Regions from separate parts of the Homo sapiens genome. Here region 2 is linked to region 1. A link is a contact called in ENCODE Hi-C or POLR2A ChIA-PET data. All regions are on one chromosome and are shown on one strand. The core of a region is the stretch at or near the end of the contact, and the rest is flanking DNA. Distances in the headings are between cores, read along the strand shown. Region 1 has its middle 100 kb from the start of FAM76B. Region 2 overlaps MAML2 (mastermind like transcriptional coactivator 2).

Region 1 (6,789 bases), core at 3,092-5,591:
TGGAGAATGAATTGCAGTGGGGCAAACTGAAAATAGGGTGACAATTTAGGAAATAAGAAAACAGGAAGCAATTGCCATAATCAAGTGTGAAGTGATTAGATCACGGACTAAGAAAGTAACAGTAGATATAGAAGGGTGGGATGGGGACATATTCAAGAGACAGTTTGGAGGTGGAATCTCTTAGAATTGGATAAGTGGATGGATTGTGGCAGAGGTTTTGAGGGGCAAAGAGGAGTATAGACAACATCTCTTGTCTTCTAGTTTGAGTGATTAAATTTGGAAGACTGATATTCATCAAGATGGCAAATGCAGGAAAAGGTGCAGCTTTGATAAGGAAAGAATGATTTAGACATATTAATTTGAAGATCTTTGGGCTTTCTAGGTGGAGATGCCCCATACACAGTTGGATATACAGATCTGGAGTTTAGCCAAGAGGTACAAGCCAGAGAAATATGTTTGGAGCCAATAATAACATACATAGGTAAGAGTGGAAGTTGTGAATGAGGATAAAAATCCCCAGAAAGAGTACATGAAGGAGAGAAGCTAGGGTAAATAAAAGAGCCCTGGAGGACAACAAATTTGAGAGTTAACTAGAGACAGTAGAATCTACAAAGGAGCTCGGGAAGAAACAGCAAAAGAGGTTAGAGAAACCAGAAGAGTGGGTTACAGAATCCAAGGGAGAAAATATTTCATAAAGGACTAAGTAGTCAGGAGCATCAAGTACCACAAAGGTCAAGTAATAGAAAACGTTTAGAATGCCCATTGGAACTGGGAACTAAAGAAAGTCACTGACATTTTGGGGGAAAGTATAAGCAATGAAAGAGATGAAGTAGATACTGAATGTCAAATAGTATGTCTGTAAAGGAGAAATGAGATGGTAGCTCATGGAAGAGAGGAGCTTGAGGTTAAAACAAGGGATCTTTTTTTTAGTGGTGTAAAATGTCCATTTATTTTCTCACAGATCTGTATATTACTCAACTGTGTTCTCTGCTGGGGGTCTCTCAAGGCTGAAATCAGGGTGTTAGACTGGCTCTTATATGCAGGATCTGGGGAAGACTACATTTCCAGGTTCTTTCAGGTTGTCATAATTCAGTTCCTCATAGTTTCTCATGTTTACAGGACTGAGGTTCCTGTTTGCTGGTTGAGCCCACCCTACAGAGGCCACATGAATTCTTCATTCTGCAGACTCCTCCATCTTCAAAGCCACAGCGTGTTGAATCCCTTTTATGCTTCACATCTCTCTGACTTGCTCTTTTAGCTTTAATAATTAAAAAACACCTCCAAATTGTGATTTCACATAAAATTCGCCATTCTAACCGCTTTTCAGTGTGCAGTTCAGAAGTGTTAAGTATATTCATGTTCTTGTGCAACCAATCTCCAGAACTTTCTCATGTTGCAAAACTGAACCTCTGTTACCTGTGAATAACAATTCCTCGTTTCTTTCTCCTCCCAGCCCCTGACAACCGTCATTCTACTTTCTGTTTCTAGGAGTTTGACTACTCTAGGTACCTCATCTAAGTGGAATCATACAGCATTTGTCATTTTGTGATTTGTTTATTTCACTTAATATGATATCCTCCTGGTTCATCCATGTTGTAGCATGTGTCACAGTTTCCTGGGGAGGGGAATTTTTAAGATGGAAAATATGAAAAAAAAAATGGACAGAGCAGGCCACAGGAAAGGAACCAGCCCATGCGTTGAGATTAGAGAGGTCCTACTTGAAATCCTACTATCTGAGAGTCATTTATTTGATCTTCAAGATCTGTTGCCTCTTCAGTCTCCCAGGTAAAAAGCAAATATATCTCGAGATGAGTAAACTTTTAACATCCAAGGGTTGACTAGGTGGCTGTTGGTTGAAATAAAGACAGATAGGTTCCTCAAAAGGGAAAATAAAGAGTGCAAGTGGTGGATGAAGAAGAGGTGAAGACTGGTGAAAGAGTCAGTAGGTCAGACTGTTGTTGGAAACAATCCTTCTTAAGAACTCTGTGGATGTCATCTAGCTTGTCTTAGAATGCAAGTTATCTTCTCACTTAAGAATACTTGCAACTTCATTCTGTTTGGTGTAGGTGCCTATTCTGTTTGCATTTAAGAAGACCCTGGTAACAAAGGAAGAGAGCTTATAAAGACCCCATTTAGAGGGAAATCAGATGGAGACTAAGTACTTTAATGGAGAATTAATACTAAGATAGGATCAGTTAAACTCCAGATTTCAAACACAGTCTTTCCCGGTTTCCCATTACGCAATCTTGCCCAGCTTCCCATTCCAGTTTCCCAATGCGAAACTGGGAAAGACTGTGTTTGAAATCTGGGGTTGGGCTTTGCAAGGGGTGTGCCCTCAGGGGTCTTATGAGATACTCTACATATCTTCAGCTATGAACCCCTTCTTTGACCTCTTGTACAGTCAGCTTCTTGACATCTCTGTTTAGATGATGAATAGGAATCTCCAAGTCAACATTTCCAATACTTCACTTGATTTCCCATCCCTCTCCCAAATCTATTCTCTCCTAGTCTTCCTGAATTCAGAAAATGTCACTAGCATAACAATCCAGTCCCATTTTTTTTCGTGCAATTTATGAGCACATGCTGGCTGTTCTATCATGAAAGACATTTACTTCCTCCCATCTTCGTGGACTACCTAGTCCAGGCATTGTAATTTCTCACCTGAACTACTGCAGTTGCCCCTAACTGGTCTTTCTGCTCCATTTTTGCCAATATGTAATCAGCTCTCTAAACAGCAGCCTCAAAATTCTTTAATGTCTTTTCACTGCAGTTGGGATAAAATTAAAATTCTCTACCACAGGTGCTGGGCCCTAATAGCATCTCTGACCTCATCAACTGTTTTCTCTTCCCTTATCCCTTTCCAGCTGCATCTGCCTCCTTTCCATTCCTCATCCCCACCAATTTTGTTCTCATCTTAAGGCTCTTCTGGGACTCTTCCTCCAAATCCTGTCATTGCTGTCTCATTAACATTCTAATCTCAGCTCAAATGTTTCCTCCTCAGAAAGCTGTCCCTGACCACCCAATCTAAAGAAATCTTTCACCTGACTCACTCTATGCTATGCCACCCTTTTAAATTTTTCTTCATGAGTGTTTTCACTATCTAGAATAATCATTTTTATTTGTATGTTTTTCATTATATCTCTCTCATTAAAGTAAAAACTCTAAGGACAAAATGTTGCATCTATCTCATTTCTGTATTCTCAGAATGTAGAACAGTGTCTGGTACAAAGTAGATGCTCAATAAATGTGTTGACTGCATAAGTGAATCCTTTCCAAACAGGTTGGTTGAAAATTGCTGGTGGATAAGCAGATGGCAAGCAGGGAGCCCTATTCTGAGAGTGGATTTCTGCTCTTGTGAAAAGATGAAACAAGAACACATTATTCAACGAATTAACAAAAACAGTTCTGGACTCTTCCGGTTACAGGGCAAGTGTTTTTGAAGGTGAAAACAATGTGGTCTTGATCTCTTTTCCTGGCTTTGCAAAGAACAAGGAAGATGAAATCAGTGATTTCAAAATGAGTCACTGGAAACAAGTGTTTTTCAAAGAACACACCTTGAAGTTTAAACCAGGTGACGATGAGGGAGGAAGAAAAACATGATGGTATTTTAGACCTCGTAAACTTTTCAGCAGTTCAGAGGAGGTTTGTCAATTCAAATATGTACATGAAACCATGGGCTATCGTACCCTCAAGGAATGAGTGATTCTGGGTATCTGTGGATGGCTGTTTTCCTGATAACTGATGGTTAACTTGTAATTGCTGTAACTGATTTTTTTTAATGGAAAACATTCTAAAAATTTTCCCTTGATTAAGGGAGGCAGTGGAATAAACATGGGCTGCAGGGCAGGATAGACGTAGGCTATGTCCAAGTTCTGCAACTAAAAAATTCTATGACGTTGGCACTTACCCACACTGAGATACAGGTTCTTTATCTGAAAGATGGGACTAATGATAGCTCATTGAAGGGTTGTGTGGATGACATAAAACAGTGATTGTAAAAATGTCACTATACTAAATAGAAATTTCAGACATGGTAAATATTATTGAAGCTACTAGAAAAATATGCGCTTTAAAGATATTGATCAACATATATCCTTTTCTAATGCCTCATTGTCAATATTATGAACAGATAAAATCTGTAACGTCTTGTTAAAATAGCTATAGATCCATGTGATGTAAAATATGAGCTCAAATATGTGTCAGTACCACTAGCAACATTAAAATTGTGCTTTTCTGGAAACACCTCTGATGTCAGATTGTTTCTACCCATTTGCCTTTCTGTCATGACAGTTAAGTGAGATGTGGTGAAATTCATGACTTCCAGGTCAGCTTTACATGGCCACTTTCATGCAAAATCAATTAGTCAACTAAAGACTGTCTTTCAGAAGTAGATTTGTGATCCTCCAAAAAGCCTCTCTTGTCTGTGTTGATGCACTCCTTGGCAGGATGTAAGGTAGTGTTTTCTAGGTTTCTTCCATGGACCCAGTGGAAAAGGATTCTGTGATAAAATACTTTTGGGAGTTAGATTGTCAATGCACGGTGACAACTTCAAGACTCTGAAATGTCATAAAGCAAGACAAAATATTTAATTTGGAACTAATATTTCTTAAACAATTAGAGTACAATTTTTCTTTAACATAACACCTGTTCACAGGAAATTCACTTGCTACAGAACACATTTGAAGTAACACTGCTGTAAGAAAATGTTATGTTTCTTAAGAAAATAAAACCAAGAACTTTAAGGTCGTCCTTGGAAGGAGAGGCTCTTGTAGAGAAGGAAGAGACATCATTCTGACCCTGAAGTTTTATCACTTTCCAAGGTAGGAAAATGCCATATCGTATAGGGCATTGCATACTATACATTCCCTGGGGAGCATTTTGAAAATGTGGGGGCACTTTTGTCTTCTAGCATGATCATACTTGAGCATTTACTTATGAAAGACCATTATCATCAACTATTTTCCTTTTATTTTTTCTTTTATAATATAGTTTAATACTTATATTGATTTCTTCTTATGTGCAGATAGGTTATATTATTTTTGAATTTTATTTTAGTATAGCAAAGGGATGATCACAAAATATTCGTTCTAAGAAGGTGTTGTTCGTGTAGCAGGGGTGGGAATTACTCATTTAGGGGTTTCTTGCTTATTTCTACTGTCACCCTCACACAGGTATGCCAGTGTCAGGAGGCTCTTGTCCTTCTTTTAATTTTGTCCCTGGCAAAACAAAACAAAATTTTGCTAACTGCTCAAGGAGAAAAGCAGGGAAATAAATATGGAGAGTTGGAAGAAATCACAGTAGGAAGAATCTAAACAGTTTGGCCCACAAGATGTGACTTTCTGCAGCATCTTACAGAATCTGTCCCAGCCCCTGTGTGTCCCAGAGATAAAGAAATGATTTATTTGAATCTCCAACTTTCTAGTACTTGGCTTATTTCCATGAGTTGATTATTAATTTTTGAATGTATCATCCAAGAAACACTTTCTTAGAAATTGACATCCTCCAAAGCTCAGGTCAGGAACATGAGACAGTTTTACTTTTCCCCTTGTATTTATTAGAATTGGGTTCAGTGTCTTGTGGAAGAAAACCCAAATATGGCAGCTTAAATCAGAACTTTTTGTTGTCTCATGTAAAAACTGGAGATCAGCATCCAAGAGGGATATGAACAAGTTTCCTCCAGTTTTCTTCTCTGCCATCCCTTGGGGGTGTTGTATATGGTCCAAGATGCTTGTTGAAGCTCCGGTTATTATCCATATCAGTTAAGAGAAAGAAGAAAAGAAAGGAGAAAATCATGCCTTTTCCCTTTTTAAACACTGTTCCAAAGTTGTACACACTACTTCTTTGGCCAGAACTTGGTTGTAAGGTTGCACATATCTGCAAAGACGACTAGGAAATGTAATCATCATTCCAGGAACCCACAAGCCCAGCTGAGATTAGTGGGTTCCATAATAGTTGGGATAAAATTTCACCCCCATTTTCCAAAGTAGCCTCATTTATTCTGGATTCCATATTTCCAGATTTGCCTGTTACTTATATAACTGACTTTAGAATTGACTTCAGATACTTCGGGTGTCCCTTTTATAGGTGCAATAGTTACGCAATAACTTATTTTAATATAATAGGAGCATTTATATGATAGAAAATGTTTCTGTACTTTAATGGTGTATGAGATGTATTCTCATGTGAGTACAACTTACTCTTCCTCTGATTTCTCCACCACCGACAGTGAAAACATCTTCAAAATACTCATCTTCTACTTGCAGTTTTTCTTATGAGATGTGAATTAATAATTCTTTTTCCAACTATATTTAGCCTTTTGATGCCAAACCTTGGTATGAAACATCAGAATTAGCCCTGATAAAAATGTACATGATTCAGTCAGCTTCAATTATTCATAAAACATTATAATTTTCCATTGAGCATTGAACCAGAAATGGGATAATTATGATGTTATATGGCTGAACACATAAAAAAAGTAGTGTACATTTTTCAGTTTATGGAAGATGCATCTTTACTATATGTCTGCATGCTCAGATAAATTGTTGTAGCTTCCTCTTCTGAGCATCAGTGTCACAGAGAGTAGATAAGCAATATTGTCTGGATGGACTTGGATTTGTCAGTGTTCCCTGGCTTCTCAATGTAAACTTTATATCCTCAAGTTCTCCAACCTTTAAGGCCACACTTACTCTGAATAATAATACTAATGATAATAATAATAATAATAATAATAACAATATGGGCATCCTTTCCACATGTACAGAAAATGTAGTATCTTCTCATAACCTATCC
Region 2 (6,789 bases), core at 1,094-3,593, 570 kb before region 1:
TTTGCCTGCAAATAACAGAAAACTGACTAACAGTGTAAGAAATAAAGTGATTACAAATAGGGATTTTTCCTCCCACACACACTACAATATTTCTGGATATAAGGTCATTATGGGTATTAGTTTAGTGACTCAAATAATATCACTGCTCAGGGTCAGTTTGTCTGTGATTCTCTATGCCTTTCTCTCATAGTCTTAAACTGCAGGTATCACATTGGCAGACTGGAGGGAGGAGTGAGGGCAGCCCTGGTGTTCCTCTTATCAGAAAAGCTGAAAGTGTCCCAAAAGCACACCCCTCTCCTATCAGATGTCCATCTTATTGGCCGGAACTATGCTGCACCTCCATTCCAAGAACAAGAGACACTGAAGAAAAAAATGTATTGCTTTAGCTTCTAAAAAGGAGACGGCCAAGGGATAAGACAGTTGAGAAGGGTGTGGCATGACAGAGTGTCTGCTGCTCTCTTGGTTTTAGAAGGAACTCCTGTTATTCCAGTGTCACCTGAGTACAGACTGGGTCTCATGGGGCCACTCCAGATTCAGACATTCTTCTTTTTTCTTCTGCTCTACCACCATCCTTCTAGAGTCTGCCAGTTTGCTTCCCCCCACCCCATCCCCCAACACCACACAGAGTGACTCCACTCCCACACACACAGGCATTCACACAGTCCAACCTTCATTTTTAGGAAGTCCTGGAACTGACTGGCCTTTAGGAAGGTGGCACAGGTGTTCCGAGGATTATAAAATGTTTTATTGAATAAGTTTTCTCTGTGGATGTCCAGGAACCTTTCCTCCCAGCCTGTTTGAAAGAATAATGATTAAATTAGAACAGGACATACTGATGTTTAAAAAAAAAAAAAAAATCACAAGTCAGTATCTTGAAAGTATATCCCAAGGCTTTTTTTAAGGTAACCTTTATACTGAACCATAAAAAGATTAAAGACACCTTCCTCTAGAATCAGGCCCTGTCATTCACATTGAGATTGTTCAGAAAAAGAAGAGTTGACACCTTTACTGAAAGGAGTCAAGGTCTTGCAAGCAGGAAACTGGTTTTATGACAATTCCCTGCCTTGCTAGGTAAGCTGGTCCACATCGAGATGACTCTCTCCTTGACTTCTGACTTACTTTGTGTTTGTTGGAGGAATCCTATGAGTCATATTTAGCCTTTCCAGCCTGATTGAGTTTGAAGGAGCCACTGGATTATTGCATACAATGGATTTTGCAAAGAGTTTTCTCCAGCATACCCACAGGAGAAAGGCAAGTCGGTTCATAAATGGAAATTCTAGACAAACAACTAAGCTAAAGACACCTCTCTGTATAAATGCTTCCAGATGGAGACAAGTTTTTCACTTCACTCTCCACAGTTTTCACTTTAAAGGGTTATTGAGATGGAAGCATTGGAGCGAAGCACATTAGAATCACTTGCCCCACCTTGCCTTCTGAGGAAGAATGACTTACGGTTGCAAGGGGAAAATGCTGGCTAAAAAATAAATCTTGGTCTGTTCCCCATAGTCTATCAACACATGCTTTTCAGAAGAAGAAAAAGAAAAAAAACATCTGGAAAGAATAGGACTGAGTTGGTAGAACATCTTGAAGGGGGCTGGCCTTCACTTAGAAAATTGAAAAGACATGCAGATAAGCCATTAGGAAGAAGAGTCTGTGGTTGTTAAGCAGAGTTACCTAAAGAAGGAACTTCAAGATACAAGTTTAAAGCAACACTCTGTAATTATTTGTATTATAGTATAAGGTTGTTAAGTTTGTCTTCACCCTTTGAAAGAGTTCTGAACAGAGTTAGTGTTTTCGTAAAAAATCTCAGGGCCTACAAAAAATGCCATTTGGCCTCCACAATAAGTTGCTCCCACCCAGAAAGTCCTCTCCCTTCTACAGCTTCCTGTATAAAAGGCTGGGATACCAACATCTGCCTGAAGCAAAAACACATGTATTTTAACCAAATAAATAAAAAGGAACAAAAGTCTGAGTACATCATGCTGCTCATAGTCTTACTGGCTGACTCCCATTGGCTCTCTCACTGTTGTTATAATTTCGTTTATGCCCTAGGCAGATGGGCCTCTCTGCTCATAGGTGATTTAGAATCTGCTGATAGTGGCTGGAATGAAGCATGGAGGATCTGGCAACTTCTAAGCACACTGGCTTAGACCACTGTATTCTTGGGCTTTGATGTTTACTCCATATATGATTCCCATCAATGGTGATACCTGGGCCATTGTCCAGTGGGTGAATGTGATTTTCTTCTTTGGAGAAGCCCATTGCAAATCACAGCTAATAGGGACCCTAATGAGGACGTTCACCTCCCAGCTCCTCTGTGCCAGGGCAGTGGATAACAACAGGATGTGGGTTTTAAACACATGTAAGCTTCTTCAAGCTGCCTCTTTCAGTTTCATTCTTTTTTTAAGGCACTAGAAAATATAATCCACATACTTGAAACAAACATTTTTTCTTGCTGCTAATGTTTTTTGTCGTAGTTTTCTCCCATGTCAGGAGTGGATTCCACTCTGATTAGTACCAAGATATATTAATTGGTACAATATGTAAATGAAAACATGGGATATTTACAAGGTAGGCAGAAGATGATATATGCTTATAAGTTTCACTTTCAGTAAATATGAAAATGTATTTTATTCATCCTCCATGGTTGTTGTTAAAGCCACTCTGCTATACCTTGGACTTAGCAAATGATTTTGATGAATAGGACCAAAAGATGTCAAGAGCCACAAACCTATCACGGTAAAAATTAAAGGCATTTAGTTCCAAATTAATTTATTTAAAAAGAAGTTGTAATATTTGAACAGGCCATAAAATTAGGATCAAGTAAGCAAATCTGTAGGCATTTTATCAGAGACAGGAGCAATGAGAGACTGCAGGAAATAGAAGGGAATCAGACTTTTATTCTTTATAAAGTTGTTATTCCAGTCCTCACCATCCCCTTTGCTCCTCTTCCCAATTCATTATTTTCCTTTCTGTTACTAGTAAGTCCTTCTCGTCTCTCCTCTTCTTCCCATCACCCCCAGGATACACAGTAAAGAGAGAATACCAGAAATGGGCAGCACTGGTGAGCAAAGAAATATTATAGAGGTTTTTTTTTCATTCCAAGTTTTAAGTTGTCCTTGTGCATGAAATATGCACATGATAAAAAGGGGGTTGCCATCAATGCATATTGTCTTGAAAAGCCAAGGGCTCTTTTTCGGTTTTTCTCTATAATGAAGACTGTTAGACTGTGGACTCTATAATTATGCTCACTGAACAAATACCTTGAAAGGGAAGTAATTCCAAGTCATGTATCAAAGATTCAATTTGACATGTATTTACTAAATGCCTAACATGCCTATGCATTTTGTTTATTCATTTATAGTAACAAGATATAGTGAGTTCATATTCTGTGCCAGCACTGTGCTCAGTATTGAAAAATTGGAGTCACAAGATTCCCACTTTCAAGAACTTACAGTCCAATGGAGGAGAAAGAAGTATGAAAGGATCAATTGCAGGGTGACAAGAGAGTGTTCCAATAGTGCAGATCCAGAGCTGTGATTTTAAAAAGATGATGCAAACCAGTTATCTCTTGCTTCATGGAGTGGATGGGCTACAGGAAATTTGACAATAAAACAAAGCTTAAATAAATTGCAACATTTGTCTACAACTCTACTGTAAAATTGGAAATGCTTTTCCACAGAAAAACCTCTCAAAATGCTGAATGCAAAAGTTGGGATCACAGAAACATTGTGCCTATTTTTGGTCTGCTGGAAACTGTATTTTTACAAGGTAATCCCTGTTTTCAATATAGTTCCTGTCTTGCCACTGGCGGTTTTCTTGTAGCATTTTTCTAGTTCTGAGATTGCTACTACCCAAAGTATTCATTTCTTTCTTACTGGGGTGTCCTCTGTCTTCACAGCCTGCTTCTGGATTGTAGGTTTTTTCCTTTCTTTCTGTTGAGATATTTATGGCATTTGATAGAGTCAAACCAGATGTATTGCAGCCGGACATACTTATGTGGCTTCAGATGTGTAAAATAAGTAACTTCCTATCTTTGTCTGTCTAGCTCAAGAGTTGACTGTGGACGAGGAATGCCTGTATTGATTCATTAATGTAATAACTATTTACTGACTGCCTACCATGTACAACCAGAAACACAGTTCCTAACCTCATGAACTTACCATGTAACATGGGAAGACAAGCACTAAGTTCTTATTTGTTTGTAATTGTGATAAGGCTCAGAGAACAAATACAGATTCCTATGAACCCATGTATAGGGGGAAATATTTAGGTTCCATTTAATACTGACATGGCTAAGTATCTCAGTATTTAAGCTGAGATCTGAAGGATAATTAGAAGATTCCTCAGGCAGAGGGAAGAGCAAAGGCTGTGTGTGGGGCAGGAAGAAATGTGGTCGTTTGAGGAACTTCGAGATCAGCGTGGCCACTGATGTGCTGCAGTGTAGCAAAGAGAGCAAAAGAAAGAGAGAAACAGGGAGGAATGGAATTCAGCTCACGGGCTCTGGAATCAGAGTTTCAAGTTGGAATCCTGACTTCCTAGCTGTATCGGTTAAGAATTTTTTTTTGTGGCATCCAAAGAACAGAAAGCCTACCTTACTGAGGTTCATATAAAAAGGGGAAATTGGCCAGGTGCGGTGGGTCACACCTGTAATCCCACTACTTTGGGAGGCCGAGGCGGGTGGATCACCTGAGGTCAGGAGTTCGAGACCAGCCTGGCCACAGTGGTGAAACCCCGTCTCTACTAAAAATACAGAAATTAGCTGGGTGTGGTGGCGGGCGCTTGTAATCCCAGCTACTCGGGAAGCTGAGGGAGGAGAATCGCTTGAACCCGGGAGGCAGAGGTTGCAGTAAGCCAAGATCGCGCCATTGCACTTCAGCCTGGGCAACAAGAGCAAAACTCTGTCTCAAAAAAAAAAAAAAAAAAAAAAAAAGGCGGTGGGGGGAAATTATCTCCACAAAACAAAAAGTCCGACAATAAGCAATAAGCTGTCCAGGGCTGATACAGGGCATGATGAGGTCATCACAGATCCAGGTTCTTTCTGTCTTCTGCTCTGCATTCGTAGCCTGTGGCTTTGTCATTCCCTCATCTGGAAATGGCGGCTGCAGCCCCAGGCACAATGGCCCGTTGAGGAAGAAGGGGGACGATGTGCAGTGTCAGGTTATTTTATCAGGAAAGTTCAAAGCTTCTCAGAAATCTTCTGTTGGAATTCTACCTGGGTGTCATAGGCCAGAACACAACCCAAATAACCAGGAAAAATGTGAAAGTGAGAAAATAGATCGTCCACCCCTAACAATGGAGGCAGCAAGTGAGAGGGGATTGGGAATGTGTGTTGATTTCCTCAACAGTGTTTGACATAACCACTTTCTAGCTTTATAATCTTAGGCAAGTAACTCAACTTCCCAGTTCCTCTTCTGTAAAATGGGGATAACACCTGAAAAGGTTGTTACAAGATTCACTGAAATAGTTTCTATGCTCAGTCAGTAATCAGCATTCAATCAATATGAGCTCTAACATGATGCTTGACAGTTATGCAACGAACAGTTCATGAAGAGCTTTGTAAGCCATATTGATAATTTTGTCTTTATCCTTAGCACAGTGAGAAGGTATTAAAGGATTTTATGCAGGGAAGTGACATGATCATATTTGTGTTTTCAAAAGAGCCCTCAGGCTGGGTGTGGTAACTTGCGCCTGTAATCCCAGCACTCTGGGAGGCCATGGCAGGCGGTGGGCGGATCGCTTGAGCCCAGGAGTTCCGGACCAGCATGGGCAACTTGGGGAAACCCCACCTCTAAAAAAAAAATGCCAAAAAAATTTTAGCTGGGTGTGGTGGCACTCGCCTGTAGTCCCAGCTGCTCGGGAGGCTGAGGTGAGAGAATCACCTGAGCCTGGGAGAGGCTGTAGTCAGCTGTGATTGCGCCATGCACTCCAGCCTGGGTGACACAGTGAGACCCTGTCTCAAAAAATAAATAAAAAATAAAAAAAGGAGCCCTCAATTTATCCTCTGCCTCTGACAAATATATTCCATTTTGTTACATTGCAAAAATTTCAGCACATTGCTTTGCTTACCCATCTTTGCTCTGGAACGACTTTTAATTCTTCTTTTGGCAATCTTGGTTGTTTTGAGATGTGTGAAATTAGAATCATATGCAGGTGTTTGAGTTCTTTTGATTTTGCTTTTTAAAAGAGTTTTTTTTTTGTTTTGTTTTGTTTTGTTTTTAGAATGGGGCAATGTAAAGCCAGAATATCAACGTCCTTTTGTCAAGATTTTCAAACCTATTTGGCTGATAGTACACTTACAAGAATAGGTAAAAAAGATCCCAAAGATTTTACTTCACTTACTTGAACTACTAGCCCTACTATTAAGAGCCACAGCAAGCTTACATGTTCAAAAAAAAAAAAAAAAAGAGCTGCAACATTCCTTTCGCACTCCCACTCGCCCCTGAGGTTCTTCCACTTCCTTCCTATGGCTTTTTTTAGAAGCGAGTGTGTTTTTCTCACGTCCGGCAACAAAGGATGTTTTGTGCTACTACTGAGGTTTGTGTGTGTGACTTACTTTAGAACTCTTTCTAGAAAATGCGATTACTATTTGCATAGGTCTGGTAGAACTTTGTATTGAGTGAAAGTCTCCGATGACTGTTTTTGTTTTTGTGTAGATTTGCCACTGCTTAACATCAAATCACTTTCCCCTGTGTGTTTTAAAATACCTCTAATAGGACCTGTCAAAATTCTCCCAGAAGTCTCACAAATTCTTACCTTTAAAGAAAGTGTAAGTGATACCTTCAGTGT

What was found. A loop is a pair of places that touch in the nucleus more often than their neighbours do. ChIA-PET counts read pairs that join two places held with the same protein, here RNA polymerase II (POLR2A). Pooled maps may share reads with other maps.
Region 2: a loop to region 1 is called in a map of naive thymus-derived CD4-positive, alpha-beta T cell, with 2.1 times the contacts of the local background. The contact joins two enhancer-like sites. A Hi-C loop is called at or near these places in 1 of 168 maps with a recorded cell type or tissue (naive thymus-derived CD4-positive, alpha-beta T cell) and 5 of 50 pooled maps. POLR2A ChIA-PET finds 5 or more read pairs at or near these places in 1 of 52 experiments (Caco-2).

What each region holds. Positions count from the first base shown.
Region 1 is chr11:95,685,768-95,692,556 of GRCh38, reverse strand. No RefSeq gene overlaps it. Among named protein-coding and RNA genes, the nearest start is that of FAM76B, 100 kb to the left of the region's middle. Within about 2 kb of position 4,341, at least 2 of the 41 ENCODE cell types and tissues checked have a DNase peak (open chromatin) inside an H3K27ac peak, as active enhancers do.
Region 2 is chr11:96,254,010-96,260,798 of GRCh38, reverse strand. The region is part of intron 1 of MAML2 (mastermind like transcriptional coactivator 2); the gene reads left to right. Among named protein-coding and RNA genes, the nearest start is that of MIR1260B, 84 kb to the left of the region's middle. RefSeq lists enhancers at 1,954-2,003, 2,044-2,133. Within about 2 kb of position 2,343, at least 15 of the 41 ENCODE cell types and tissues checked have a DNase peak (open chromatin) inside an H3K27ac peak, as active enhancers do.